Regions from separate parts of the Homo sapiens genome. Here all the other regions are linked to region 2. The links are chromatin loops, found by intact Hi-C in ENCODE. Cell type or tissue: ascending aorta. All regions are shown on one strand.

Region 1 (8,000 bases), 260 kb before region 2:
GCTTAATGACCACCCAGCTGATTTCAGACTTGAATGGGACCTGTGTCCCCTTTGTTTTGGCCAATTTCTCCCATTTAGAATGGGAACATTTACCCAATGCCTGTACCCTCATTGCATCTTGGCAGTAACTAACTTGCTTTAGATTTTGCAGGCTTCTAGGCAGAAGGGACTTGCCTTGTCTCATATGAGACTTTGGACTTGGACTTTTGGGTTAATGCTGGAATGAATTAAGACTTTGGGGGATTGTTGGGAAGGCATGATTGGTTCTGAAATGTGAAAGGGACCTGAGATTTGGGAGAGACCAGGGGCAGAATGATATGGTTAGGCTTTGTGTTCCCACCCAAATCTCATCTTGAATTATAATCCCCATAATCCCCTCGTGTAAGAGAGAGACCAGGTGGAGGTAACTGGATGATGGGGGTCGTTTCCCCCATGGTGTTCTTTCGATAGTGAGTGAGTTCTCACGAGATCTGATGGTTTTATAAGTGTCTGGTCATTCCTCTGGCATTGTCCTTCCTGCCGCCTTATGAAGAAGGTGCCTTGCTTCCCCTTCACCTTCCACCATGATTATAAGTTTCCTGAGGCCTCCCCAGCCTTGCTGAACTGTGAGTTGATTAAACCTCTTTCCATTATAAATTACCCAGTCTTAGTAATTATAGCAGTGTGAAAACATACTAATATGGGGAGGATAGCTTGAGCCCAGGAGTTTGAGACCAGCCTGGGCAACACAGCAAGACCCTCATCTCTTCAAAAAAAAAAAAAAAATAATAATAATAATAAAAAAATAGCCAGGAATGGTGGCACATCCCTGTAGTCTCAGGTACTTGGTGGGCTGAGGTGGGAGGATCATTTTAGCCCAGGCGGTCAAGGCTGCAGACAGCCATGATTGCACCGTTACACTCCAGGCTAGGCCACAGAGCCTCTGTCTCAAAACAAAACAAAACAAAACAAAAAAACCTAAAAACTAAAAATACAGTGCAACTATTTATATAACATCTACATTGTATTTAGTATTATGGGTAATCTAGAGATGATTTAAGGTATATAGGAGAATGCATGTAGGTTATATGCAATTACTATACCATTTCACATAAGGGAGTTGAGCATCCTTGGATTTTTGTATCTGCAGGAGGTCCTGGAACCGATCCTCTGTAAATACTGAAGAATACCTGTATGGAGTAGTTTTTAAGTAATTTGGGAGGAAGAAGAAAATAAATTGCTGAGGGTTGAAGAAAGGTTTTGTTTTTGCTAATGACAATGACATTGTTTAGAAGAGCAAATCTTAAGATTTAAAGGCAGAAGGAAAGGAACCGGTAGAGAAGGATGATTGATAATGAAGGCAGAGCAGAAGAAAATTCATAACAGAATAAAACTCTGGATCCAGTTATTATAAACACGTGGTACCTCATTCTCACCTTCATAGCTCTTTCTTCCTGTTTTGGAGGTAGCCGAACATAAATATGTTCGGTGTAAATTTGGGGTTTTTTTACTTAATCAAAAATATACCTAGAAACGTTGATAACTTGCAGTTTTGTAAAGTGTTTCCAAATCTATGGCCTTCTAACACCTGGAGTCTTTGTAAGATCCCTCCTGGTACCCTGAGCTCAGAAGCCAGCACTGCCTTTTACCAGCTTTGGCAAAATTTTGTAAACCTCTCCAAGTATGCGTTGTCATCTCTAAAGTGGTAATGATATCTACTTGCAAGGTTTTTATTAAGATTATCAAAAAGGTATTATTGAATAATATATATAGCTGCTAAGTGGTAAAGAACAGGGCCCTACAACAGACTTTCATGGGTTTGAATCCAAGACAAGTTGCTTACCCTCTCTACATGTCTGTTTTCTCATCTGTGAAATGGATCTGATAGAAGTATTTATGTCATGTGGTGGTGAAGATGAATAAATGAGAACATCTGTATAAGTGCAGAGCCTGGCACATCTGTAAGTTTGCTCAGCAATTGAAAGTAGTAGCAGCAGTTGCCACCACTTTTACTACTCAGAGTAAAAATGCTAAGAGCAAATAAGAAAAAATCTGCCAATTGTTAGTGAGAGCTAACCAATAAGAATGAGTTCTACTAATTTAATCATTTTTCAAATTAAAGCCTGGAGCTGCTGGAAAAAAAGTTTAATATTTGCTGAAAGAGTCAAATCTAATTCTTATTATAATAACCAGACATTATTACCTCTGACACAGAAACTTTAGTGTTTGTTCCCTGAGTCACTGGTGTTGATAAATATAAGATAAATATTGTTTTTATTCTTGATTTAAAAAAATCAGTGTAATTATTAAAATTAAATAAGTAAGGTGGTCATTGTTCCTTACAAAACTGCTCAGTAAGATACACTTACAGTCTATTTTTTATTGAGAATGCTATTAGTAATTCTAGTAGTCTATTTTTTATTGAGAATGCTGCTAATAAAGTAACTATTAGATTTATAGGCCCCTGTAAATGAAATGTCTTAATAATATAAAATCTACTTGCATTCACAACAACTGGGTCTCTAATTTATGTTTTATTTCCATCTATGATATGTGACATTTTTTGATTTATCACAGAATAAAATTTGTGTCATTTCTGGTCATTCTCATTTTTTATTGATATTTAGTTGTTAGAGTAAAATTCCGACAGAATTACACAACTGAGAAAGAATGATTTGATAGGTCCTAAAAGTATATGCCCAGTGGATTTCTAATGGAGATTGAACTTGATGGAAGTATGCTAAGTTCTTCAAGTTGGAAATTAATGTTATATTTTAAGAGGACATTCTTGGCATTGCTTTTACCTTTTGGGAGGACGGGAGGAGGAAAATCATAACTTTTCTTCTTTTCTCAGACAAATGACCAAGCAGGAAATTTTTTATGAATTACAGAAACATTCAGATTGAATAGCATGCTGTGATTCCCGGCTCAGTCACTTTACTTTACCCTGCCCTTCACGTTTCTACAGACAGCAGTAATCAGAGCGGTCTGGGAACCACTCAGTCTGTGTCAGTGCAGCCTGGTGAGTTCAGAAGACTCCTTTGTTTTGAGCTGTGGAACAAGAGGAAAGGGTAAAATTGGCCCCTCTGCCTGCGGCTGGATGCAGCATGGTATCCCAGGCCAGCCTGCCACTGCAGTAGTTTAAACAAGGTTTGTGGTCTTCACGTTCCATACCAGAGGAGGAGCGATGTCCCGTAGGGAATAGCAAGTAGATGGTAACATCAGACACTTAAACGTGGGAAGCGGGCAGCCCACAGACTGACAAGGTGGACTCTGCCCTCTAATACTTAGGCAACCTCGGAGACCAAGGAACAGTCACGACCTTGTCACGTCACTTTCCACTGTGATCTTTATAAACTAAAGCATAGTGTCTTAGCACTATGAAAACACTTCGTTCTTTGCCTTTGTAGTCTCCAGCCAATGTCGGTTTAGATATATCCCTCCCATGGTTTCTCCTACTCTTCCTTGGTGTGAGAAAGTGAAATAAAGTTCAGATTAAACATTTCACTTCTTCACTGGTATTTGTGGCACATTAATTTGATATATGATAAAGATAAACAAGCAGAACCAGAGAGTAAGGGGGAGAATCCACTTATTCTAAGATAGCTTTTCTTTTTCAACTTCAAAATGAGAAATAATTATATTTATCTCTGTAACATGGAGATAACTAGGCTGTAAATTAATTTCCATGCAGGCTTTTCTAATAAATTACAGAGTTTTACTCTTTTCCAGAATCAGGAGTCCAAAATGGCATCTCTGGGTCAAGTGCTCTGAGACTTCTGACCTTGTTTCTCCATAACGAGGGCTTTATCCCCTTAAATTCATAAATTACTTAAAACATCCTTTTAACATCTCAGAGGAGAGGTGCCAGATTGCTTAAATATCTCCTGTTTTATCAGAGTGCTACATTCATTTTTCACTCATTTCAATGTAGTTTCCTCCTATAGTTAAATCACCATTTCAAAATTTAACATTGAGTTAGGGAGCGTATAGATAAATGATAGAACTTTGTGACTGAAATAGATAAATCTTGGGCCACTGCCAGTAGATAAATAATGTCTATTCAAGCATTTTAGAAGTGATCAGCTATGAGGTCGCGCAGCTCAGGGCACCGTAGCCTAATGCACTTTTTAATGAGTAAATCATTGCTAACTGGTGTGCTCATAATTTAACTCCTTTTTAAATATACTGCCCATGGGTTTTGCCCCTAAAATGCAAGTGAGGTACCCTAAGGGCCAGAAGAGGACTGGGAACATTTACAAATGAGCATGACACTAATGTGAACCAATGGATTATTTGCATTCCACTGCTTCAGTTATCACTTAATGGCTGCAGGCTCTGATGGCAGGCCTGTGGACTGTGTTATGTTAGCCTCAAAAATAAATGCTAATATCTGCGAAGTTTTCACATTCCCCACCATATTTGGTCAATTGTGCTAGCTTAGCCCCTTAAGGGCTGCCAAGAGTCTTGTTGGCAAAAATGCCACTTTGGTGAAGACATAGCTGACCACCAGTCCTATTTGTAGACTTTCCCTGGTTAACGCTACATCATTTCCTCCCCTTAGAACTCTGGGATTTGTGCTTTTTATTAAGTGTGATCATTTGAGTTAAATATAAATTGCCCTCTTATATCATATTTTCCTTTGTTGGCAGTGTTTTGGTCTTTGGATAATTCTCCCAAGGGAAGTTCTCAACTGTATAAGTTTAATGAATGGTTGTATTGATCTGCTTTTCACATAGATATTTGATTGGGTACTTGGGACCATTTGGTAGAAAAGTAAGATATATGGGGAGAAAGGAAATGACTATTTCAGGTTCCTATATGTGGTTTAATTGTGGCTCCTTTTCCTTACATTGAGGCTCTCGCTCTGATTGTAATTACATTAAATCAAAATCTTTACTAGTTAAAAATTGTATAATAAATATTATATAGATGGCCATGTTCTGTCCATCTATTCTAAATGAACTGGGATTAAAACTAGGTAATAAATTTTGTAATGATTGGGAAATGCCTAGTTTTGATTAAATAAATGTGTAATAATGTGTTTGAGTTTATGCCCTTTATTTGGTTAATACTGAAACAAAGTATATGGGGTCAAAATTCCTTTTAGATATATTTAAATGTTAAAATTTAAATATTCATGTTTTAATGGTGAAGCTTTTTCATTGCTTGGCTCAGCACACAAAATAATTTGTACATTTTTAAGTAGGAGGAAATGTCTTTCAGTACGAGGGGAGCTGACTTGTAGTGCTGTGTCTGCTCCTTAAATATGTATGTGTGTGAAAATTAGACTTACCTAGATTTTTTTCAGCAAAACAGGGTTTTAGAGTGAGCTCATGTATCTGAGAGTATTTCTAGCTTTTAAAATCTATGATTTTATAATATATGTGGAAGGTTCTTTTTATTCAAATTGTCTTTAAGGTATTTAATTTGTTTAATTTTTAAAAATCCATTAATCAATGTATAAAAAAGATAAATGGACAATTGTGATTTCCATAAAATTATTATTATCATTTTATTTTATTTTTTTTGAGATGGAGTCTCGCTTTGTCATTAGGCTGGAGTGCAGTGGCACGATCTTGGCTCACTGCAGCCTCCGCCTCCTAGGGTTAAGCAATTCTCCTGCCTCAGCCTCCCGAGTAGCTGGGATTGTAGGCGTGCCTCACCACACCCAGCTAATTTTTGTATTTTTAGTAGAGATGGGGTTTCACTAAGTTGGCCAGGATGGTCTGGATCTCTTGACCTCGTGATTCTTCTGCCTCAGCCTCCCAAAGTGCTGGGATTGCCACCGCACCCGGCCCATAAAATTATATTTTTAAAGAAATCAAAGTCCTACTTATATATTTGTTTTTAATGCCACAAATTGTACATATGCAAAAAGAGTAATCCTTTTCTCTAGGAAATGGCTCATGCTAGTACTGCCAGCATACCTACCATGATATGAGTTCCTATGAGGAACCAAGCTAGATTACATACACAGTTTCTTCTAATCCTCACAACAATCACTCGTGATAGAGATTTGTTCTGTTTTACCAAAGGAAAAACCTGGAGCTAAGCCTAAAAGTTATAAAGACCGGGGAATTCTGAACTTGGATAACCCATGAGTTTTCTATTATGTCATGTTGCCTTATCCTTATAAATCCATTAGATAATGACTTCAAGACAATATGATGTGGAATTTAAATATCCTGTCTGTGGCCACATTAGTGCTTATTAGATAATCAGCAGTAATAATTGTGTTTGGATCCTTTTGCTCACTGACCCTCTGCTAGACACTGCTTATGACGTTGAGTTCTTAAGATTGGATTTTTTTCTTTTTTCTTTCTTAACTCCCTATGCAAAGTCCTTCGTTAATTATTTCTCTCTCTTCTGTTTAATTGATTCTGTGTCATGATTATTCTAATTGCAAAATATGGAATCTTGTAATTAACTTGTCATACTATTCTAAGAGCACCTCTCATTACACTTTGGTTTATTTCATTCTAGCCATTTATTCATATTTGAGTGTATACAGTTGTACTTATGTACACACACGCATATATCCTTGTGCATGCTCAACTAAACTGGGAATTTTAACCAATATTTGCATTTCTAAGCAATATTATATATCCATTTTAAAAAGCCAATTAAATAGCTCTTTGGTGCAGTACACTGAGAGTATTGTATGTCAGTTTTCTCTGCCTCCAGCTCTGAGGGACCAAGGGCTATGAAGAATTCTCAGACCCCAGATGCCTGCTAAATATGCTTAATTTAGACAGCATAAACTGTATGTTCCAGTTTGAAAATACCACACCATGTTTTTTAAGCCCATGCCTTCCTTCATTGATTTAGAAAAGAAGTTCTAAAAATAAAATACTCACCAGAAATAAACCTACTTACATGTGTATTTAAAAATAATCACTTAGATTATCTTTTGTGGACCAAGAATTGGTGACATAGGACCTTGTCTTGGAAAAACTCTGTGAGTTTTACTGTAGCTTGTGAGACTTTGAATCTTACTGCTGTCTGTGGTTCTGGAAGGTTTTGTCTGCCTCCTTCTAATGGTAATTCTTACCAGATCTCTCGCTGACTGTTGGTCATCTTGCCAGATCTTGAGTGATGTCTTTTGCTTCATCCTGCTGTGCATCTTGCAGGAAAGTAGATGCTCTTGGTCATTTGAGTAATCCGAATCTTGTTATTTCCAGTCAACTCAGTTGGATTTCTGGGATGAGAATTAGAGGAGTCCCATTGAAAAACTGGAATGAGAGATGAGAAGTTTGCTGAAAACAGAACATTTTTTTGTGTGTGGATTGATTTGCCTCGTATACCTGCCTTGTACTTTAACCACATCTTTGCAGTTTAAAATAGAACACATTATTTCTTCAGATTCACTTATTTTGACTACATCAGTAATGCTCTTACAAGGCTGCATGACAGATTTATGGTGACATGCTTTAGGCAGTTCAAAATCCTTAAACCTATATTCAGCTCCTTTTTTCCTAGAAAGTAAGTCATCTTAATTTTCAATCTTTCTTTCTTTTTAATCTTTTAATGATTTTTTGGGGGAGAGGAATCTTGTAAGTTAGATTCTTCAAGCTTGGCTACAAATGGGTTAAAATATAGTGTGAAATATTATACTTTCTCCTATTTGATTTTGTCTGCTCATTTGTTTCTCCCATGTTCTCAGTATACATTCCAAGTTTATTGTCTGTATCACTTGTTCCATTTCTGCAGGAAAGGCTGCTTTTCTAATTGTGTTTGGTCTTTTAAATTTATCGGTGCCCCCACTTCCCTCCTGCCTGTTTTTAAATTAATAGTTGAATGTCTTTTTTACTGATGATAGAAAAATACCTTTTTCTAACATTTTCTCTTCATCTCAGAAACGCAGTGCTGGAATGATCTTACTTTTGGTGCAGTCTATTATTTTTAAGATACTAGGATTTTCTTCTTTTGTTTCTTTATCCTGGATTTCTACTTTAATATTTCATCAACAATTCATACCCTTCTTTCTAGTTTAATTTTTCTACTAAGTACCTGTCTAT
Region 2 (8,000 bases):
ACTCCCGAAGGTCAAATGAATACACACAGTCCGTGAGTCAGAAATCTGGAGGGCTGTGTGGACGGAGACATTGCTCCTGCTGTTTTGCTGCTGTGAAATGCTCAGTGAAACCTAATTGAATTTGACAATTATAAATTACATATTGAAACCGTATAGTTCACCTAAGGAATAGCAATGAAAACAGTGAAGACACCAGAAGCCAGAGTTCAGGAAATGTCATATTCACATAGAAATACTTTAAATTTTTCTCAAAGCTTTATTTTCTCTTTTTTCAAGAAAAGCTCCAGACCACCCAGTTGCACTGGTGGAAGTCCTTTTGGGAAGCTGTACATAAAATCATCACTTTAATTCAGCTTTTGCCCCCATTGTCATACTAAGGCTGTAAGCATATGTATAATGAAGGAAACGAACTGTCAAAAAAGAAGAAAAGAGCACAGTAGATAAGCTCATTCTTCTCTCTTGTCCTTAGGAGCTGATTATACCCTATTGGAGGGGATTTGTGGAAGTTCAAAAATCTTTAAGAGGGAGGTAAAGATTAAAGGGACGTGTATCATGGCCCACGCTCCCCTCTCACTCCTCACAGTTCTGTATCTGAGCACAGCAGTTTGGACCCCGTTGTATGAGCATTTGCCACCACCTAATTCCTTCTCAGCCCAGAGGAAGCCTTATTTAAGGAAGGGAATCCACATCCTTGCTCTCCTTCTAGAGCTGTGTGCGCTTTCCCACACAGGCCCTCCCCACGCCACCCTTTAAGTATGTCCTGTGCCTAGAACCTTGCAGGATGAACCATTGACTATATCTTTTCTATAAATGACACAATGGGAAGAAGTAAGAAATTCCTTCAGGAACAGTTAAGTGTAAAACAAGCTGGGATGCTCGTAGTCTTTCCTTAAAAGTTGATTGGAACATAAGCTTACTGCCCAGTCCAGATGTCAGCCTAGGAACAGCTGGCATAGAGAGCCAATGTTTTGTTCTGAGGGGACCTCATCCTTTTTCTTCCCAAGGTCTCTTGGTCTAATTAAATTTCAGGGAGACAGAGCCTTGGCAGAAGGTTAAAGGAAGCAGCTAGACTGCAGTATTGGAGCTAGGCTCAAAACTAAATTGAGAAGTTTAACTGGGTGCGTCTCTGGTTTCAATGAAATACTTTTACAGTGTATGGTAGCAAGGTCTGTTTCTAAGCCTTTGAAAAACATTTTTCTTTTTCCTTAATTGTAGTTCCCTGGTTGTTTTTATATTGTGAGCTACTTGTAGAAAACTACAGGAAACATAATTACAATACAAAGCTCCATTTCCCAAGCCTACCAAGATTATTTGAAGCCAAACTGGGTTTTAGGGTTTTGCTGACTATGAGTTCACAGCCATGAAATGCATCCTATGTCGTGCTGGTTGATTTACAGCCAGTGTGATGTGATTAAACAATAACCATGTTTCTCCACACCGTCTAGCCGCTATAGGATTGAGAGAGGGGAGGGATGGGCTGCATGACTCCACATTGCACAGCTTCCTCTGGGGAAAAAGAATGAGTATCTTTGTGTGACGCTTATAGCAAAATAGAAGCCTGTAGAAATATATACAAGTTTATTTAGGGAGGGGAAAGAAAAATAAATTACTTCGTTTTTCTGCTTATATTGCTATTTCCTTGTAGCGCTATGTTAAATTGCTAATTACTACTTTTTGTATTCTACTTTTCCTGAAGAATCTGTATATGGACTTTTAGGGCCAGCAGAAATAACTTGTTTTAGTACTATTAACACTCTGGGGAGGAAACTGGTACTTCAGTGTATTGCGAAATGCAAAGCGTTTGAAAAAGTAGTGATGGATGATGAGAACGACAGCGAGAGTCGCTGCGTGTACTGCTGCAGCCCCATTGCAAGCCCACGGTGCAGACATTCAGCAGGATCCAGACAGCCTCTGCTCTAGAAGGCTCAGCAGAGAAGGTGAGCTCCAAACCCAGGGCAAAGCAGGTCCCACCCCTGCCCTCTCGACCATCATGAATCTAGAACAAATTCCCCACCTGCCAAGTTTCAGGGAAGTCTGAAGAAAATAAGCAGGAAAGGCTTTCAGTGGCAGCTTGACTGGCTGTTACTTTCACACGATGAAACTCCTTTTAGGCTGTTCTTTAATTTGTATGTAGCTGAAATAGAATGATCGAGTATTTCTCACCTTTAAAGATCGGCTATTTTCGTACGGCCTTTGCGTTCGGTTTATTTCGAGGAATCACATCTGATGTGTTATTTGACGAGTACATTTGTGTATGCAAAAGCTAAATATTTATCTCACTTCTAGCAATTATGTATCTCAAAGTCTTTTTTCTTTCTTCCCTCCTTTCTTTCCTCCCTTTCTCCTTTCCTCCTTTCTTCCTTCTTTCCTATTTTGTAATTCATCTTGAAATTCTCATCTCAACCTTCATGTCAGTCAGTCTTCACAGAGCTGTAAGAAAGACATTGGTGAGTAGGGGCTGAGAGCAGGATTAAGTTCTTCTCCGCTGGTTTTCTTTTAGCCAGCCTTCCTTCCAGGGAAGCCTCTTAAGTCGATGGAGATGAAATGCCCTTGTTTCCTCGAGTGGAGCAGTTGGGGAAAGCGGGAGGAGGAAGGCACTGCCAGAGGGGACGGTGGCGGGCAGTGCGGGGTCCTGCAGAGCTGCTGGCTGCAGCTCCGCTCGTGGAAGTACAAGTGGGTCGAGATCGGCATTTTCTTAGGAACAGAATCGAACCGAGTAGAATAGGGGTAGAATAGAATAGACCGTCTACAGCGTTCCTGGACGCTAAGCCTAAGAATTGCTTCGTGAAACTCCAGTTTCGTTTTATGAACGCGTGTGTGCGGGAGGCGACGTGAACTGACTTGACTGTGGGTACGAAAAGCCCAAAGCCACCGCCCAGGAAGAACCGCGCTTGGCTGCGGCCCGGGAAGAAACATCCACGGCCGCGTTAGAAAGAGGGTCGCACGCTGCCGCCGAGGTAGAGGGGTCCCCGAGTCCTGGGGCCTCGCGCCCCACAGCCCGAGTCCCTTCCCCGCGGGGCTGGTGGCTTTGGGTAGGACGCGCGCTTGGCGCGGCCAGCCCTGCGGCAGGAGCTGAGCGGCGCAGGGACACGGGCAGCTGGGAGGGGCGCCTGGTGATTTACTCACTTCCCTCCTAGCCAGAGAAGTGCAGCAATTCCAAACAGTTCTCATAGGAGCGTCCCTGACAACTTCATGTTATAAAAAAAAAAAAAAAAAAAAAAAAAAAGCATTAAGAGCCCAAGGGACGCCTTGGGGAGAAGAGGTGTGGAGGTAGCTGGGGGTGGATCGCGGTCACGGTCCTCACGGGTCCGCACAGCACATTCTTAACCGCGACCTAGTGATTTACGGCGCCGAGAGCCGCAACTGAACGCGCACAGCAGGGACCGAAAGCAGGGAAACCCGGAGCCTTGTGCGCCCAGAGGGAGCGGAACGGTGGGAGTTCCCGGGGCTCGGGACCTGCTGCCCCCACCCCCACGACCCACGCCTGCTTCGTCTCCCCCTCTTCTTCCCTAGGACTTTCTGCAGGGCGACTGCACCAAAGCGAAACAGAAGCTGAACTGGAAGCCCCGGGTCGCTTTCGATGTGAGTATCTCTTAGGGCGCACGCCGCCCGCTGCGGGGCCCCGGGCTGCAGGGCGGCAGCTCTCAGGGTCGGGCGCCTGAGGCGCCTGCGATGCCCAAAGCCCGGAAGGCGGGGTGCGGGAGAAGTGAGGGGAGCTGGAACGAGGGACGCGGAGGCCTCTCTGGGGCCGACACCCGGGGTGGGGTGTCACCAGGAGAGAGTGGCAGAAGCTCCTCCCTCACGCCCACCCCTGTGTTGCAGGAGCTGGTGAGGGAGATGGTGCACGCCGACGTGGAGCTCATGAGGACAAACCCCAATGCCTGAGCAGCGCCTCGGAGCCCGGCCCGCCCTCCGGCTACAATCCCCGCAGAGTCTCCGGTGCAGACGCGCTGCGGGGATGGGGAGCGGCGTGCCAATCTGCGGGTCCCCTGCGGCCCCTGCTGCCGCTGCGCTGTCCCGGCCGCAAGAGCGGGGCCGCCCCGCCGAGGTTTGTAGCAGCCGGGATGTGACCCTCCAGGGTTTGGGTCGCTTTGCGTTTGTCGAAGCCTCCTCTGAATGGCTTTGTGAAATCAAGATGTTTTAATCACATTCACTTTACTTGAAATTATGTTGTTACACAACAAATTGTGGGGCCTTCAAATTGTTTTTCTCTTTTCATATTAAAAATGGTCTTTCTGTGAACTAGCATTCACAGGGTCAGTGTGGATGTTTTCTCCCAAGTTATGAACACGGCTATAGGGGTCCCCAAACAACCCCACAATCCAGGCCTTGGAATGAGATCGCTGTGGTCAGGCCTTGCCCTGTTTTGAGAAAGCCCTTGGTGGGAGGACTCCTGCAAGGCTAAGGGGGGCGGGGGTGCTCCGGCGAGCCTCCTCCTTAGTCTTTGCCTGGGACATTTCTTTCCCCCTCCTGGTGACAAGTCACTCTGGAAACCTAGTTCCTGCAGAAGGGAGGAATTCACACCCTGGCTGGTCTCTGCTGACTATAATTAGAACCCAAGGGCTCTCACCCATCTGAAAAAGAAGTCTTGAGAAATAGAGGGGGGTCAGAAGAAGAAACTTGAAGGTAAGCAAATACTGTTGGAACATTCCATGGCAAAGCCACCAAGTTACCTAGAGGTCTCTGAGCCTGTGCCTTTCCTTGTGGTCTAGAATCTTTTACACAGTGCTTATTTGCAGCCTCTTCTTATGACTACTAGGTCACTTTTTAAATCTCAGTTTAATGTATTCATTCAGCCATTTATGTTAAGTGCCTAATACATGCCAGACATTGTGCTATGCACTTGAACGACATCAGCGTTAATTTGAAGCTATAATAAAAAGGTTTAAGGCTCAGCCTCAGATCTCTGGATCTGGTTTGTTTGCATGCATCATTTAGGTGGCCTGGGTAAGACCACAGGTGTGTGCTCCTGAGCTGTGTATGGTGTACAGCTACAGGTAGGCTGACGCACACATGTGCAGGACACCCACAGGCAGCAAGCAAGGATTCATGTACAGGTGTATACCTCCACATGAAATACAGTATTTTGCCCTAGAACAAATTAGGTCAGGACACTTCTCCCCCTCACTCCCCTTCCAAGCAAAATAAAATAAAACTTTATAGCAAATGGAATTCCAGCCTTTGCACATGTGTGTGTGAGTGCGGGTAAACTATTTCTGAACGTCTTCACAGGCAGGTTTATGATCTGGGGGAGGACCGAGTCTCCAACGACTGGCGCAGGAGAGAGGGCTCTTTGTGTGGCTGCCCAGTTGCTGTGAAAGCTTGCTGGCCGGGCGGCCTCGCCCTCGATGGAGCAGAACTGGGGGGCCTGAGCTAGCCCACCCGCTCCTCAGAAGCTGTCCCAGGACTCGCCTTCTCTGCACTCCCAGGCGGGATGCTGCTAATTGGAAACACATGGTTGCTGGGAGGCCGGGCCTCAGCCTGGGCGGGATAGTGGGCACACACACAGATACATACTCACACATTGGCTCGAACACAAACATCCATGCACATCCATTCACAAGTGCACATACACTCCACAAACATGCCATCTCACAGTCACACATTCTCACAAACACTTGCAAACCCAACTCCCAAACCCACTGTCACACACATCCTCCAACAAATCTCACAAAGAGTCACATTCCTCTTAGCCTTGACCCTGATGGGCAGGCACCCCCTCTCCTCTGACCACCGGAACCTCCCTTCCCACACCCAGGAGAGACTATTCCAGGGGCCCTCAGGCTTGCCATGGCCCTGTTTAATTCAGTGTTGCTTGTTTGGACACCTAGAATCAGGAGAGATTCTAGGCAGGGGTTTATGCAGCTCCAGTTGAGCCATGATGTTGAATTCTACTTCTCCAAACGGATGGCAGCATCCATGTTTGAAGGAAACTAAAAAGTATTTTTGGTTGCAACCTTCTCACTGCTCCTGCACCCTGAGTAATGGAAGGAGCGGGAGTTCATTTGGCTTCCTGGTGTATGTGGTTTAAAAGGAGAAAAGGAGAATCGATTTACTTCGGCATTTTTTATCTATTTCTGTGCTATGAGAGAAATTCATTTGGACATCCTTCAAGACAATTCTTATTACAGGGTTTCTTCTATCTTAAATCTCAATTAAATTTCAGTAAACTTATTTTTTCCTGCTCTGCCAGACTTTGGCTGTTGGTTTCAAATGTTACAAAACATCTTCCACCTTGATATTTTTAAGGAAAAACTGAGAAAGTTAAACCTTCAGTTAAACTCACATACCATGGCAAAGCAATCTTGCCCGAGTTTGTGCAGGAGGTGCGTGGAACCCGGGTAGGCCAGGCCCCGTCGCGGGCTCTCTCTGCTGCCCTTTGTCTTTAAGGAATTGCGAGCGAGCTAGGCCCAGCATAATAAACCTGTCACACCTCTGCAGCTGTTTAGGGGCTCAGGCTCAGCCGCTGCTGCTGCTGCGCGCAAGATGGCTCCTTCGGAAGGCCGGGTCCGCTTGGCCGCGGGCGCTGGCGAGGAGCGGGTCGGCGCTGGCAAACCCCACAGGCATGGCTTTGGGTTCTTTTTCGCCCCTTTTAGTAGCCTTCGCCTACACCAACCACCGCGAACCTCGTGGAACCTCTGGCAGCCAGTTGGAGGGCTCCTGGCAGATGCAAGGAGTGTTATTATCGCACTAATGTGTTATTAGAGCTTGGAGCAGGCAGCACTTTAAACATTCACTTGAAAATAACCTTAAATGTATTGTTTACAAGTAACTTTTTAACACCCCTCCCCCCAAGTCTCAAAGCACCCTACGCACTTTATTTGGATTTGGGAGTGCCTACTGGGTGAATTCTGTTTTAAGGTGCAGCCCACACACGTCCAGGTGTTTTCTACAACCTGCATCCTTGATTGGTACGCGGGTGGCATGGAGGGGTGGTGGCAGCGCCCATCTAGGTTTTACAAAATGAGTGTCCCTGTGTGTGCGTGGACGTGCCTCACAAAGAGACCTTCACGTCCGTACATGCCACCCGCACCCTCCAAAAATTGTGGATTGCCATCACGGGGGTCGCTAATACTTTTAACAAGCAGCAGGGGCAATGGGGGACAAAACGGCGCTAGGAACTGGTCCACCGTCCACAGTGTGTCCCCTGAGAACACCCGGGGTCTGGGCCTGATCTCCAGGAGTTGGAGGAGGCGCCCCCGCCCCGTGCCAAGCGGGCCCAAGGCCCGAGGCTCCCCCGCTCACAACCCCGGTGCCCGGAACACGTCTTCGAGGGGCCGTGCTGTCGGGGTTATTACTCGCGACTGGACCTCGCGCCGTGTTGCTCTCCTCGGGCCCCGAGCCCGCCCAGCGGTCTGCACGGCCCAGGCCTGAGCTGCGGGCTTCTCCTGTGGGGCGCGCTGGGAGTGAGCTCTATCCCCAAAGCCCATTTCAACGTCCCAGGTATGACTACGACGGCAGAGGCCGGCCGCCCACCCTCGCCCCCTTCCCCGGCCAGAGCGCCTTTGCCGGGAGCCGACGACCGCGGCCTGACCCCGGGCCCCACCGCCTACTCCCGGCTCCCGCCCTTCCTCCACGGTCAGGGGTCACACACAGCGGACGCCCCGTTCTCAGCCGCCCCTCTGATCTCTGAATTTGGGAGCCAGCGTGTCCGCTGGGGCATGCACTGCCACGGGCACTGGGACCCCTTTGCTGCTGCGGGGAGGAGCCCCGACGGCAGGTGGGAAGACCTAGCCTGCCCGCGTCCCCGCTCCCCAGCTCCTGCGACCCGGGCCGAGGCTCTCAGCCCCTGGGCTTCCCCGCTCCGGGTTTGAGGGAGGGGCCGGGCCTTCGGGCCTGCAGACCCGCCACCGCGCGTGCGCATGCGTCGGCCGCGAGCCCCCGGGTGCAGGCCTGGGCGGCTCCGGCCCGCGCACTTGTCCAGGCGCTGCGGCTCAGCGCGCCCCAACCTCCAGCTCGGGCGGAGAGCGGGGGCGGGACTGAAGCACCGTGTTCCTCAA
Region 3 (8,000 bases), 160 kb before region 2:
GATGTGGCCTTTGGGAGATCACTAGGTTTAGATGAGTTCAAGAGGCCAGGGCTTCATAATGGGATTAGTGTCCTTATAAGAAGAGGAAGAGACATCAGAGCTCTCCCCCAGCCCACCACGGTTGAGAACACAGTGAGAATGCAGCCACCATCTATAAGCTAGGAAGAGCATCCTCACTAGAAAAAGACCATGCTGGTAGTGTGATCTCAGAAGTATAGCCTCCAGGACTGTGAAAAAATAAATTTCTGTGTTTAAGCGCCCAGTACAAGGTAGTTTGTATTGGCAGCCCAAGCAAACTGAGACAAACACAAATTATCATCTTACAGTTCTGGAATCAGAAGTCCAAATGAGTGTTATAGTCAAGGTATCTAGCAAAGCTACATCCCTTCCAGAGGCTCTGGGGGAGAATCTGTTTCCTTGCCTTTTCCAGTTTCTAGAGGCCACCTGCATTTCTTGGCTTGTGGCTCTCTCCAGTGCCTACAAAGTACATTCTCTGTCCTTTGCTTCCATCATCACTTACCTTCTCTGTCTTCTGACCTTTTGCCTTGTAGCCCTTTGATGACATTGGGTCCACCTAGACAGCCGGGATCACTCCCCAACTCAGCATTCTCTTAATCACATCTGTGAAGACCATCTTGCCATGTGAGGTAACATAGTCACTGATTAGGAGTTAGGGCATGAACATCTTTGGGAGGCATTACTCAGCCTACCACAAGAGGTAAAGCAGGCAGCAGCAGAACTTCTTCACACTTAATCCCTAAGTATCACGATTGTTGTCAATGAACTGGCATTCACTGAAGACCACATATTCCTCGGTACATGTGGATATAAATGAAAATTCAAATCATACAATTATATATAGCTACTATAGAAAAACATATATACTATACAAAAACGATATATACTATATATAACCGCTATAGAAAAACTATAGAAAACCTCGATATGTTGGAAAATTTGGAAACTTCATGTAAAATTTGCCTCATGAAATTTTTATCTGCTTGTTTCCTTTAAAACAGGTAGGTAAGCCAACAGCAGCTACGAGTTTAGGTGCTAGAGTCAAAGAGTTTTAAAAGCCAACTTCACTTTCTGTGTGAATCTGAACAAGTTACTCAGCCTCTCTACATTTCACTTTTGCTTCTTTATAAAATAAAGAAAATAGTAGTGTCTGCCCTACTGGGCTGTGGTAAGACCATGCCTAACTCCCATGGAGACTTTGGAGGCATTCAGTAATTGTGAGCTCTTATTATTATTATTGCTAATTATTGGCTCATCTTCTTTTTGAGAAGAGGGGCTTGTCTAATAAGCCCTAAATGCTGAAAATTTCTTTCTGAGCTGTCATACTGGAGTGTGACCATTTATTTCTGGATTTCTCACCAAGTGAGTAGGATTGATAAGATTGTTGACAGAAAGAGTGAGGTTTTCGGGATGACTCTGAAAATGTGAGAAGCAGTTCATCAAAAATAATAAGAACTTTCATAGCAATAAATGCAATGTCATATATTTAGGAACAGAAAAATGTATCTTTATGAATACGAGATGGGGAAAGACTGATAGAATATACCAGAGTGGATCACAAATGATAGAGGCTCATAAATATAAGTGTGATATTATTTAAACAGATATGCCACTTCTTTAAATGCTAGCATAATATTTAGCTATGCTACCAGCAGTAAGATACAATTAGAAAGTAATTTTAGGCTGGGTGTGGTGGCTCACACCCACAATCCCATCACTGGGAGGCTGAGGTGGAAGGACCACATGAACCCAGGAGTTCAGGACTATCCTGGGCAACATAGTGAGACCCCATCTCTACAAAAAAAATACACAAAAATTAGCCAAGTGTGGTGGCATGCACCTGTAGTCCCAGCTACTAGGGAGGCTAAGGTGGGAGGATTGCTTGAGCCTGGGAGGTCGAGACTGCAGGGAGCCGTGATCGCACCACTGTGCTCCAGCCTGGGTAACAGAGCAAGAGCCTGTCAGGAAAAAAAAAAAAAAAAAAAAGAAAAAAGAAAAAGAAAAAATAATTTTTTGTCAAGTTCTATCTAACTTATATAATAAAGAATTTGGCCTTTGTCCTGATTCCTAGGAGGGAGACTACATCCTTGGCATTTCCTAAGTAATAGGAGCGTCTCTGTAATTCATGGTGGGCCCCTGTATGGTTTCAGGGTGGGGGCTGGCCAAGCTAGATAAGCCAACCATGGGCTTAGAGAGTCAGGGCCTTGAGCCAAGTGAGGTCAGCATACGGCCAGTGGTTCAGTCAGTCATGACTATGTAATGAAACCTCAATAGAAACCCTGGGCAGTGCAGCTTCTGGGTAGTGAACACGTTGATGTAATAAGGGGGTGATGCATCTTGAGCACATGGAAGCTTTGCCTTTGGGGCCCTTCCAGACCGTCCCCTGCTGTCCCTTCATTTGGCTGGTCCTGAGTTGTATCCTTTCTAATAACACTGTCATTACATGACTATTGTGTCCTGAGTTCTGTGAGTCATCCTAGCAAATTATGAAACTTAAGGTGGAGACCCCTCAGGTTTATAACCAGTTGGTTATAAGTGCAGGTGACCTGGGGACCCGCAAACCGGGGCTGGTGCCCGAAGTGAGGGCTGTCTCGTTGGGGATCATGCCCTTCAGTCTGCAGAGTCACTTCCTAACTCCAGGTGGGTAGCAGCAGAATTGCTTTGCAGTTTTACACTAACACATAGAGGAAAATGAAAGGGTGTCCAGAGATCTAAGTTAATTAATTTTTTTATTTTAACTAAAATCCAACAAATGGCTTTTGAAAGAGTTAAAATTATTTGACCTAAAATATAGAGTTCCATTAACAGCATTTGAGCCAAATTCCAGCATTTGAGAAACTTGGATATTTCTTAATGACTAGATTGAAGGTTAGCCCTAAATTAGAGGTTTGTGAAAAAGGAGAATTCTGACAGAAGCTCTTTTTCTCTTACCTGAAGTAATGAAGTCATCACCTGCAGGTCTTATTGTTCCCCTTCCATTGCTAGTGTAATATCAGAAACTACCTCTTTCTTGTAACTATTTCCAGGCAGATCTTCCCAGACATTTCTGCCAGGAAACCCCAGGATAGTAAAGCCTGTGAATGAATTGATGCATACCTCTTAGGAACCAACAAAATGCCCCCAGAATTAAGCCATTCATGTGCTACTGCCTCCCTTTAACTCTTGTCCCATTGCTTTTTAATTTTGAAGAAATTGAAGAATCTATTGGAGTACACAGTACGCGTAAGACATCCTTTACCTGTGCAATTCTGCCCTGCATTCTTTAAGCCTGCCTGTTCCTCCACCTCCCTGGTCTGAACTCTGGATCGCCCTCCCGACTGTGGCCTTGGTCGGCTCCCAGTCTTTGCCTCTGTCTCCCTTACTTGTGACTCATGGTTTCCTCTCTGTGCCTGTTTCTGGCTTGCTTGCCAAGCCTTTCCTCATTGCCTGTCTAACCTCCACATGTTAATATTCCAATTTGACATCTGGGCGACTGAGAGCAAGGGTGAGCAACCTGCCAAGGCTGCACGGTGGGCAGTGGCAGGTCTGGGCTCCCAGTCTGCCTGTCTCGGGTTGCCTTCTCCACACTCTCCCATGCCACCTCCCACTAGCCGCACCTCCAGCACCAGGCGGAGGTCCACATTTCAGTCCTGTACACACTCCTCTTTGAAAAATGATGCATTTGCCAGCAAAACCTTAGGGTTAAAAAGTTTACAAAAGTGTGTGTGTCCCACAAAAAATATTCCAAACAAAATCCCCTCTTTTCTGTATTTACGCATTTCAGGCAGCTTATGAAATTGATGTGGGCTTTGTTTCTACTCTGCAGTCTGAATTCTGTCTTTGGTGTCCAGGAAAATGTTTTTATACCTTCTTCACATTAAAAATGTTTCAAGTATCCAGGACTTGTTCGCTCTCCTTTTTCATGTATTTAGATGAAGAGACTTTGCATATTAATTTTGTTGTTTAAAAAAGAGTCAAACCAATTGATACTAAAATTAAAAAGCTAACAATTTAGATCCAACAGAACATTTCAAGATCTGTTTTTTCCCTTACTGTAAGTGAAATTCCCATTAATGGCAGCCAGGCCTGAACACCGATAGTGAATGGGGCCTCTCGTGTTCTGAGATGGACTTATCACATGGTTAGCAGCTGGGATTTATGTGGAGACTCATTAAATAAAACAGCAGTGGCAGCTACCTCCTGCTGTAGTACACTTGGAGGTACAGTACCTGAATTTTTCCAATCCTAGCTGGTCCTTTATACTTTGTTTTATGTCTCGCTCATTTTTCTGACTGGTCTTGACATTTTCTGACCTCACAGTGCTTTTATTATTATTTTTATTGCTACTAGAACAATGATAACTCATGACTCTGATTTATATGATGGCAGCTTAGCCAGGGGAGAGATTAAGGCATACCCAAAAACATGCAGTAAATGTTCAAGTCTATTAGCCTTTCGCTTTTATTAAGTGGGAAACTTTAGTTTTGTTTTGACACAGATGAGTCTGGAGAGTCATGAGTGGCTGCGGGGCTGAGCTTGCTGATGGGCCCTTGGCTGTGGGTACGCGCTGGCAGAGTGGCGCGAGGCTGTAGGTACGTGTGAGGTGGCTCATGGTCACAATCCTGCAGTCAGCTCACTCACTTCCGTTGTACATTTTGAGTAACTGGTAGTCATTCTTTTGTTCTTTTCTTTTCCACTGTAATCATAGTTTTCAACTTACTGCAGTGATAAAAAAAAAAACCACAAATTACTGACAGATTTCCTTGATTTTAATAATTTCGCTATACAACTGTCTCATTTAGGAGATGCCACAGCTCCTGCTCTCATAACCAAAACCAGGCTCCTGGGAGTGTGGGCAGCATTGCTTCGAGCTTCCAGGCCCAGAGACTTTTTCAGGCCTCTGTTGTGCTCAGTCTGTAGGGAGGAGACTGCCCAGCGCCACTCCAGGTAGTGCCTGAACCATCACAAACTCAGGGCCAGAGTTCAGTTCATTTGGCCCCAGTGTGTGGCCCCAGCCTGGGATGCTGAGGTCCCCTCCTGCCCATGAAGCCTCTGCTATGCTTGCTCAGGCTGTGCGAGGGGCTTGTCTTAAGTCTTTGCATCCTATTCCCAGAGACTGGAGTCCCACTCTTTCCCTGGCCTGCTGGCCTTGGTTCTTACTGGTGCTTGCCCATAGCCAACCCTGCTTCCTGTGCTGCTTCCCTCAGCCGAGGCTCTAGACCTCCTGGATGCTTTTTACTGAGGCATTGCATTTCCATCTTTCTGGATCACAGTTATCAACCTCATTGATGGCTGCAATTTAATGAATTTTGGTGATGAACTGAATTGAACTGTAAATGATAAAACATTTTCATGGAGTTATTAAAATCACATCATTCTGCATAGATTATATGACCTTGAGCTTCACTAGAAAGACTTTCCAAGACCTTCACCGTCTCCAAATTCTCGGACGGCACTGGAATATCACGCTGAAGCAGCAGCACGCTGGTTTTACGTGAATTTTTTTTTCCTTTACCGCTGTCATATTTAACATCTCACTCCTTAATATTTCAGATTTCTGACTAAGAACCATCTCTGCTGAGCCTCTTCTCCTCCTCCATCAGCACTTGCATTGGAATTTATTTCCAGGAGCATTTTTCACAAAGGAAATGTCATCCCTTCTTGGGAGTAAGAGGGTGCTGAATGGTGCGCAGAAAATGAGCACTGCTGAAGCTCACAGAGATGAGCTCTACCAAGCCACTATGGCAGATTATGCTCTAAATACGACCACATTGGAGTCCCACATGCTCTTCCAGAGCCTTGCTACCCCCATCAGGAGATGGAGCCTCCTTCCCTGCCGAGGATGCTGGGCAGGATGGTCATGGCTGCCCAGATGAAGAGAAGACAGGGCTGGTGCTGAGGCAGGTCGTGGCAGGCAACACTGCCCCACCTGACTTGCTCTCGTGGGATCTAGTCATTGTCCTGGGAGGATGCCCAAGGGGGCCCACGTGGCGAGGGCTGCGTAGAAGGGCCTGGAGGTCAGCACTGACCTCCAGACATAGGAGTGAACGGCCTTTCCAACAAGTACAGCTGCCAGCTGTGGAATCTCCCAGCTCAGGCCCCAGACAACACCTCTGTCCAAATTGCGGGCCCAAAGAATTCATGACCATAGGAAATGGTGGTCTTAAGCTACCAAGTTTTAAGGCAATTTGTTCTTGCTACTTGTTAGAATTTTTCTTGACCTACCATCTAGAGCTCTTTTTTATTTTTTACATTCCATGCTGAAGATTTATTAAGAGCACAAATAAAAACACGTTTTTATTTTGTTTTTCAATTACTAACCACCTAGATTTGTTATAGCAAGACAAAGAGCTTCATGAATTATATACATAACCCTGTTTAGGTAATATAACTCTCTGTTAGAAAATAATGGGTCAACTTCTTAGACTTTGAGGTGTTACTATAGCTTTATCCAGCAGTTTTATGTTGATTCTTGCCCTGTTAGACTAAAAAGCCACCTTTTATCCTTTCTTTGAGAAAAATTTGTTATAGCACAGATTGTTTCTGCATCAGAACTATTCTTGAAAATTCTCTAAGTAACTTTTTCTTCATATTTTATGAATAGTAATGTTCAAAACTAATTGTGCAGTAGTTCAATTAATTGTGCAATTGTTGGTGTTCTGCAGTGCTCCCTCAGTCAGATCCGCAAAGGCATAACAGTTGTAGCTTGGAGAATGACATCAGTGCACTTTACACATAAGCAAAGGAAGGAAGCTTGCTGCTGGGTGGTCAGCCTTAGTTCAGTGTTCCATCCAAAAGAAGCATGAGCCAGCCACACTGTGAAGCATGGGAAAATGGTTTTATTCTTTTCTGCAGTCTCTAGAAGAAGTGGCATAAGGGTGTCAATCACATGACCCAGAGCAGTAAGTCCAAAAGTTTCTCTACCATCCATCTCCCCAGATGTCTCCAGATTTGTTTTATCCCTCTCAGCTCCAGACTTTGCTCTGACATCCGGCCAAATCTGCTGTCTCCTCTCTCCCCTCTGGCTCTGGCCTCTGCTCTCCTTCCCGCCCCGGGTAGTCCTGGGATCAGGCAAACCGAACATCCTCAGGCAGGGGAAAGGGAAGGAGTTTTGCGAAAATTTTCTTTTTTTTTTTTTTTTTTTTTTTTGAGACGAGTCTTGCTCTGTCACCCAGGCTGGAGTGCAGTGGCGTGATCTTGGCTCACTGCCACCTCCACCTCCCAGGTTCAAGTGATTCTCCTGCCTCAGCCTCCTGAGTAGCTGGGATTACAGGTGCCCGCCACCACACCCAGCCAATTTTTATATTTTCAGTAGAGACGGGGTTTCACCATGTTGGTCAGATTGGTCAAGATTATCAAACTGACTTTTCAGTTCTCTGTCCCATATTATTATACTCAGAAATCTTTTTAAATGGACAAAAATAAATAGCCCACCTATAACATACAAATATTACTTTTATTACAACAGATTTAATTTCCTAATTTTTTTTACTCCTGTTAGGGCCTTAACTAAGGCCTTCAGTGAAGTTGAGACATGTTCATGGTTTGGGGTTTTTTTAGGCTTGTTCATCTTGTGTCACAACCTACTGAGTTATCACAAAATCCAGGGCTTGCATAGACCCAGGGGCAAGGGACAGGGCTTCATAGTCACCCAGAGTAACCTTCACATCGCAATGTTGTTTCTGTCACTAAGTACAAAGAGCCTCATGGCCTTTTAGTATGTGTATTTGAAGCTTATTAATGTGAATGAGCAAGCTTCCTTGTCAGATAGCTTATACCTACTGAATGTTTTCAAATTTCTCTCTACCTTGTTATTTTCAGTAGTAATAAAATTACCACCTCTTAAAATAGCCAAGTATTTATTGTAGCAATGTTATCACTACCTATGTAAAACATCATGGCTTCTCCTAAGGAACAAGGAAAGGTTAAATTTATTCAGTGTGCATTTTATTATTTTGATTCACTAATTTTATTCAGATTCTATATTGCAAACAATAAGAGAA

The links. A loop is a pair of places that touch in the nucleus more often than their neighbours do. Peaks named below come from ENCODE experiments on the same cell type or tissue, not always from the same donor. Only the 100,000 strongest peaks of a DNase experiment are listed, where the experiment ranks them.
Region 1: a loop joins it to region 2, with 5 times the contacts of the local background. A loop is called at or near these places in 4 of 110 quality-filtered maps.
Region 3: a loop joins it to region 2, with 2.4 times the contacts of the local background. A loop is called at or near these places in 7 of 110 quality-filtered maps.

What each region holds. Positions count from the first base shown.
Region 1 is chr6:1,880,900-1,888,899 of GRCh38, reverse strand. All of the region lies in intron 7 of GMDS (GDP-mannose 4,6-dehydratase), which reads left to right. Among named protein-coding and RNA genes, the nearest start is that of FOXC1, 270 kb to the right of the region's middle. In ascending aorta, no CTCF peak of the experiment used is centred here; DNase peaks (open chromatin) are centred at 2,993 and 4,419; H3K4me3 peaks cover 697 bases; H3K27ac peaks cover 6,404 bases.
Region 2 is chr6:1,620,054-1,628,053 of GRCh38, reverse strand. It overlaps GMDS (GDP-mannose 4,6-dehydratase), which reads left to right. Exons shown (of 11, transcript NM_001500.4): 10 at 3,514-3,582; 11 at 3,823-4,248. The coding sequence ends at 3,885. Among named protein-coding and RNA genes, the nearest start is that of FOXC1, 14 kb to the right of the region's middle. RefSeq lists an enhancer at 3,457-3,566. In ascending aorta, CTCF peaks have their summits at 4,311 and 4,516 (motif pointing left); DNase peaks (open chromatin) are centred at 3,802, 4,419, 5,454 and 7,989; H3K4me3 peaks cover 8,000 bases; H3K27ac peaks cover 8,000 bases.
Region 3 is chr6:1,783,537-1,791,536 of GRCh38, reverse strand. All of the region lies in intron 7 of GMDS (GDP-mannose 4,6-dehydratase), which reads left to right. Among named protein-coding and RNA genes, the nearest start is that of FOXC1, 180 kb to the right of the region's middle. RefSeq lists an enhancer at 4,683-4,752. In ascending aorta, no CTCF peak of the experiment used is centred here; a DNase peak (open chromatin) is centred at 3,406; H3K27ac peaks cover 2,124 bases.